2 separate regions of the Homo sapiens genome follow, and region 1 is linked to region 2. Evidence: read pairs that join two places in POLR2A ChIA-PET (ENCODE). Cell type or tissue: Caco-2. All regions are shown on one strand. Each heading gives the region's core, and the rest is flanking DNA. Links, peaks and the distances in the headings are about the cores only.

What was found. ChIA-PET counts read pairs that join two places held together with the same protein. Peaks named below come from ENCODE experiments on the same cell type or tissue, not always from the same donor. Only the 100,000 strongest peaks of a DNase experiment are listed, where the experiment ranks them.
Region 1: POLR2A ChIA-PET joins it to region 2 with 10 read pairs; 5 of 35 experiments call an interaction of 5 or more read pairs at or near these places.

What each region holds. Positions count from the first base shown.
Region 1 is chr9:35,067,485-35,069,984 of GRCh38, reverse strand. It overlaps VCP (valosin containing protein), which reads left to right. Exons shown (of 17, transcript NM_007126.5): 2 at 1,623-1,734; 3 at 1,922-2,094. Among named protein-coding and RNA genes, the nearest start is that of VCP, 3.9 kb to the left of the region's middle. In Caco-2, for the core only: no CTCF peak of the experiment used is centred there; no DNase peak of the experiment used is centred there.
Region 2 is chr9:34,641,913-34,646,463 of GRCh38, reverse strand. No RefSeq gene overlaps it. Among named protein-coding and RNA genes, the nearest start is that of GALT, 2.5 kb to the left of the region's middle. RefSeq lists enhancers at 1-44, 1,258-1,552 and a silencer at 1,258-1,552. In Caco-2, for the core only: no CTCF peak of the experiment used is centred there; a DNase peak (open chromatin) is centred at 1,483; H3K4me3 peaks cover 131 bases.

The DNA.
Region 1 (2,500 bases), core at 1-2,500, 420 kb before region 2:
TGAGGATATTTCCAATGGGAATACTATTTTGTCTTGTTTTGTTGACTTCAGTATCCCCAGCCCTTAGAACAATGCCTGGTACATAATAGAGACTCATGAATTTGTTGAATGAAGAAATTCGTTTTAAAAATTTATTTTCTTTGCTTCCTTCATTGTCTGGCCTTCCTACTTTGGTTAATGCTTATGTTTTCCTGAGCCTTACTAACACGAGGCCGCTCTTAAAAAAGAGAGAGCGCTGGGTGCTGTGGCTCACGCCTGTAATCCCAGTACTTTGGGAGGCCGAGGTGGGCAGATCACCTGAGGTCAGGAGTTCGAGACCAGCCTGACCACCATGGTGAAACCCCATCTCTAGTAAAAATGCAAAATTAGCCAGGTGTGGTGGCGCATGCCTGTAATCCCAGCTACTCGGGAGGCTGAGGCAGGAGAATCACTTGAACCCGGGAGGTGGAGGTTGCAGTTAGCTGAGATCGCAGCATTGCATTCCAGCCTGGACAACAAAAGCGAAACTCCATCTCAAAAAAAAAAAAAAAAAAAAAAAAAGGGAGAGGGAGCTTGCTGAGTCTAGTAAGTGACAGCTGGAAACGGGCTAGGTAATAAGTTGGTGTCACTGTCTGGTGAATGATCCTAGCTTCTAGGAAATAACACTGAGTGTAGACCCAGTCGACTTTGATTTGGGTGAGAGGGATTTGGATTTGCCCCATGTCTCAGCATTTCTTGGTTTTGATTTTTTGAGCCAACTTTATGGAATTGTGTACTTTTGCAGATATTACTGTGAAGTTCCTTTTGACCTTGAGCCTCTTTCTGGCGGTTTGATGTCTGTTAGTGTTTTTTCCAAATATGATGGTCTTTATGCTTGGCATTCCTTTGGTACTATGGAATGCCCTGGCATCAGTAGGTTTAGCCTATAAGGAGGGTAGCACCAATGATTCTGCTTCGTTGTCCCCAGGCTTGCTTGGTAGAACTTAAGGCCTCCCTGAGCCTCAAGGGAGGTTGTCTGGCTTACTTAATTCCCTGGAAAGTTAGCTTATGCTTTACTCTATACTGTTAATCATGGTGACCATTAATACCATGTGCCAGGTATTATGTTAAGCATTTTACATTCATTATCTCCCTTAAGACAATAAGCCTCTGAGATAAGTATTATATTCCTTCTTTTATAGAGGAGGACATCAAAGTTCAGAGGTTAGGTAACTTGCCCAAGATCACAATTAAGCAGTGGCATAATTGGAATTCAGACCCAATGGGTCTGACTATAGAGTTCCTGCTCTTAACCACTCTTCTGTAAGTCTAAGACTATTTTTATTTCTCTAACAACTATTCAGCCTCCATTTCTATTATGTCTTCTTCTTAGGCCATTATTTTCTGACCCTGGGGCAGGATCACTCACTTGGGGCCTTATAGCTGGGACACTGACGCTCAAAATACCAGGAGCTGCTGGAATGGGTATTGTAATATGTATGGTAGATACTGCTCCTCGTGACCTTGGCTGCCTTTCCTTCATCTGAGCTTTCTGGTCTAGGGACAGCTTCATCTATTCACTGTTTCTTTCCTAAGTATGAGTTTTAGAGACTGGCGAGGCGCTTGGGGCAGGAGTATCTACTGACTCCATTTCCTCCTTCTAGTTCAAAAGGTGATGACCTATCAACAGCCATTCTCAAACAGAAGAACCGTCCCAATCGGTTAATTGTTGATGAAGCCATCAATGAGGACAACAGTGTGGTGTCCTTGTCCCAGGTAAGCTGTGGCCACAGACTAGTCTTTCCTTACTGCACTTACTTGAGGGATTTTCCCAGGTTTCTTTTCTCATTTTTCTTGCAGTGACTGCAGATAGAGTGGGGTTTACTGGGAATCCCAATCTCCAGGGCTGCTGCTTACTCCCCGTCAGCCCAATGACCCAAAGGCCTTAACTTTCTTTCCTCAGCCCAAGATGGATGAATTGCAGTTGTTCCGAGGTGACACAGTGTTGCTGAAAGGAAAGAAGAGACGAGAAGCTGTTTGCATCGTCCTTTCTGATGATACTTGTTCTGATGAGAAGATTCGGATGAATAGAGTTGTTCGGAATAACCTTCGTGTACGCCTAGGGGATGTCATCAGGTGTGTGTGGGGTTTTTGGCTTCACAGGGATGGGAGGCCAGAGATAGCCTGCATTACAGGCAGGACCCATGTATTACAGGCAGGACCAAGTTCTTGGCACCTGTCGATGCAGGAAGCCTCCTGGTCATGGGAAGACTTATGCTTCAGGGTTGTCTTTAGGTTTTGGTTCTGCCTCCCTGGGACTTCAAAATCCATTTCTGCAGGTCCCTTGAGACAAATTGGCGTTCCTGTAACTTTCTTGATGGCTTTATTTTTTCCTACTAGAGGTGTAATTTATCATACTTATATCCTGGCTTAGGATACCACTCGAGGGTGTGTATGTATATGCCAAATAATCTCCTCACTACTCTCACTAGTATGTCTAATTGATGGCTTGTGTTGGGGTTGGAATGAGGTGGGGGTATGG
Region 2 (4,551 bases), core at 1-2,500:
GAAAGCTGCCTACTGCAGAATCCTTGGGCTCCAGGATGCCTACAGGACTTGCTTGCTGCAATCATTCATTTGATCTTTCATTCAGCAAATATTTACCAAGCATCTAGCATGTGCTAGGCACCTAGGCTGTGTAAAGCATTGGGATGCACATGTCAGGCATGGCCTCTGCCCTGCCTGAGCTTACATTCTAGGGCGAGTAAGGATATGACCCTGGATCAACAGCGCCTCAGTCACCTGCTCAGTGGCTGTAGCGCAGGAGAGGCAAACTTGGTGGGGTCTGTGTGGAGTACTTCACCATAACCATATCCTATCCCCAAAAGCAAAAACAGATTTGGGAAAAAGGGCTAAGTAACCATATTCTCTTTTTCTCTCACTCTTGCTCTCCTTCCTCTCTCTCTCTCTCTCTTTTTCATACACACACCAAGACAGCACAAGAAGTGGGAGGGGTAAAAGGGCTATAAAAAAAAATCTAAAAATGGCCGGGCTCGGTGGCTCACGCCTGTAATCCCAACACTTTGGGAGACCAAGGCAGGCGGATCACAAGGTCAAGAAATTGAGACCATCCTGGCCAACATGGTGAAACCCCGTCTCTAGTAAAAAAAAAAAAAAAAAAAATTAGCTGGTCTTGGTGGCGTGCACCTGTAGTCCCACCTACTCGGGAGGCTGAGGCAGGAGAATCACTTGAACCCAGGAGGCAGAGGTTGCAGTGAGCCGAGATTGTGCCCATGCACTCTAGCCTGGCGACAGAGCAGACTCCGTCACAAAAAAAAAAAAAAAAGTACAAGAAAGTCTAAAAATGTGGAGAGTACAGGACTATCAGAAGCTCCAGCCACCATCTAGGTGGGGCCTAGTGTTTCCTTTACACATCCCCTTCCCTTTTCTAAATTTTCCTTGGATGGGACCAATTGGCTAACACTAGGATAAAATTCAAATTAATTCCTCCCCTGGTACTTTTGTTTGTTTGTTTGTTTGAGAGAGAGTCTCACTCTGCCACCCAGGCTGGAGTGCAGTGGCGTGATCTTGGCTCACTGCAACCTCCACCTCCCAGGTTCAAGCGATTCTCCTGCCTCAGCCTCCAAGTAGCTGGAATTAGAGCTGTGTGCCACCACACTGGGCTAATTTATGTATTTTTAGTAGAGACGGGGTTTCACATGTTGGCCAGGCTGGTCTTGAACTCCTGACTTCAAGTGATCCTCCTGCCTCAGCCTCCCAAACAGCTGGCCCCCAGTACTTTTAAAGAGCCATCTAAATATTGTCTAAACCTCTTCCCCATTTCACATTGGAGCCCAGAGGACTCAAGGTCACCCAGAGAATTAGTGGCCAAGCTGAGATTTGAATGCAAGTTTCCAAGGCTTTTCCCAGTGCTGTGAGATGCCTCTGAGGCTTCAGTGGAATGCAGGACAGAGACCCAGTGAGTTAGAAGTTGAGCCATAGCAGGGACATCCCTTCCCCCAATCAAGACCAAGCCAAGCCAGGTGTTTTGCAATTGAGCTGCAAAAACTAGGTCATGGGTCATTTACTTGATCTCTGCCCTAGGGTCCTCAGACTGGAATAGGAAGAGGCTACCTTCAGAGGTAGGGGGCAGGGAGCTGAGGACTGAGAAACAGGGGTTTTACCTGTCCCACTGGCTGTTCATATTACCCAAAGAGGTGAGACAGGAACAGGAGATCTGCTTTTCCATTCTCTCATTTATATTTGTTTGAGTGACTAGAGCTTGTAGACAGCTCCATTTTCCCAAGAACACCAGTGCTTCAGTGCCGCCCCCTGAATCATGCTAATTAAATCCTGACCCCCATCAGGAACATCTCTTCAGGAACATCTCCATAATTCTCCTCTATGACTCCCCAAGGTCATTTTTTGGAGGAAGAGGAGAATGACTAAGATGGGCCTAACCAGCTCCCTCCCTGCCAGATCCCAGAGGTGTTGTTACAGTAAAGAGATCCCAATCCAGACCCCAAGAGAGGATTCTTGGATCTCACACAAGAAAGAATTCAAGGTGAGTCCATAGTGTGAAGTGAAAGCAAGTTTATCAGGAAAGTGAAGGAATAAAAAAATGGCCACTCCATAGACAGAGCACCCCTGAGGGCTGCTGGTTATCCATTTATATATATATATATATATATATATATATATATATATATATATATATATATATATATATAATTTTTTTTTTTTAAGACGGAGTTTCACTCTGTTGCCCAGGCTGGAGTGCAGTGGCTTGATCTCGGCTCACCGCAACCTCTGCCTCCCAGGTTCAAGTGATTCTCCTGCCTCAGCCTCCCGAGTAGCTGGAATTACAGGCACCCACCATCATGACTAGCTAATTTTTGTATTTTTTAGAGACAGAGTTTCACCATGTTGGCCAGGCTGGTCTTGAACGCCTGACCTCAGGTAATCTGTCCATCTCGGCCTTCCCAAAGTGCTGGGATTACAGACATAAGTCACCACACCTGGAAAGGCCTGGAAAAGCTTTCTGAAAGACCAGATAGGGGAGGTGTAGGCCCAGATGATCCCAGAAAGCTGTTCCTGGAATGGGGAGCAGAGACCAAATTTGGGGGCTAATCCCTGCTGCCCAGGGTTCTTAGTGAATTGTCGAGTCGGGAATGCCACAGAAGCCAGAACCAATACAAAAACATGTTCCCTCAATCCTGTATTCTCCTCTAGATAATCCTTTCTTTATCCTTAATTTCTCTGCCAAGTTTCTTTTTTTTTTTTTTTTTTTTTTTTTTTAGATGGAGTCTCGCTCTGTCGCCCAGGCTGGAGTACAGTGGTGCAATCTAGGCTCACTGCAACATCCGCCTCCTGATTCAAGTGATTCTCCTGCCTCAGCCTCCCCTGTAGCTGGGATTACAGGCGTGCACCACCACACCCAGCTAATTTTTGTATTTGTAGTAGAGACAGGGTTTCACCACGTTGGCCAGGCTGGTCCCAAATTCCTGACCTCAGGTGATCCGCCTGCCTCTGCCTCCCAAAGTATTGGGATTACAGGCGTGAGCCACCGTGCCCGGCCTGCCAAGTTTCTTAAAAACAGAGGCCATCTTTCTGGTCTCTACTCTTAGCTGCATGGTATATTGTAACACATCTTTTGCCCTATATTTGTCAGGGTAAGTAATCTTAATTGCTGTAACAAACACTCCCAAAACTCAATGGCTTAGCACTACAGTCAATTCTGGGGGTAACAGGGAGCTCTGTTCCAAGCAGTATTTAGGGATCCAGGTGCCATCCATCTAGTAGCTATGCCATGTCCTAGGGTCTCAGAATACTCCACTAGAGATCCTCTATAACTACAGTAATAGACATGGGAAGAAAGAAAATGTAAAGAACTTCAAGCTGGGCATAGTACTATGTGCCTGTAGTCCCCCAGCTCTTGGGAAGCCAGGGTGGGAGATCACTTGAGCCCAAGAGTTTGATACCAGTCTGGGAGTGACATAGCACAATCCTGTCTCTTAAAAAGAGAAAGAGAAAAAAAAAAAAAAGAATTTCAGAGGAGACTTTAGGAGCCAGCCCTAGAAATGTCATACATCATTTCTATCTATATTTCATTGGCCAGAATGCAATCACATGATCCAGAGTAGACTGTGGAATGTAATCTAGCTGTCCAAGAGCAAAAGGAAATGGATTTGTGAATGTATAGCATTGTCTCTGCCACATGCCCCTACTGAGAAGTCTAATGATCATTTCCCATCATCTCATTGAATCTCACCATTATATTTCACTGTGTTAACCCTTCATTCCATCACTCTTTTTTTAATTTTTTTAGATGGAGTTTCGCTCTCATTGCCCAAACTGGAGTGCAATGGCGTGCTCTCAGCTCACCATAACCTCCGCCTCCCAGGTTCAAGCGATTCTCCTGCCTCAGCCTCCCGAGTAGCTGGGATTACAGGTATGCGCCACCACGCCTGGCTAATTTTGTATTTTTAGAAGAGATGGGGTTTCTCCATGTTGGTCAGGCTGGATCTTGAACTGGCAACCTCAGGTGATTCCCCTACCTCGGCCTCCCAAAGTGCTGGGATTACAGGTGTGAGCCACCGTGCCTGGCCCATTCCATCACTCTTGAGAAAGAAAAGAAACTTTTTATCTGAGAAATGCCAGCCTCTTTTAATTATCAGGCCCAGAGAGGCATTAAAATGTGACAGCATGGGCCTGGCGCGGTGGCTCACGCCTGTAATCCCAGCAATTTGGGAGGCCAAGGTGGGCGAATCACGAGGTCAGGAGTTCGAGACCAGCCTGGCCAACATGGTGAAACCCTGTCTCTACTAAAAATACAAAAAATTAGTTGGGCATGGTGGCGGGCGCCTGTAATCCCAGCTACTCAGGAGGCTGAGGCAGGAGAATTGCTTGAACCTGGGAGGCAGAGGTTGCAGTGAGCCAGGATCATGCCACTGCACTCCAGCCCCGGCGACAGTGCAAGAGACTCCGTCTCAAAATAATAATAATAATAATAATAATAATTTTAAAAAGAAAAAAAAAGGCCGGGTGCAGTGGCTCACACTTGTAATCCCAGCACACTGGGAAACCAAGGCGGGCGGGATCACTTGAGGTCAGGAGTTT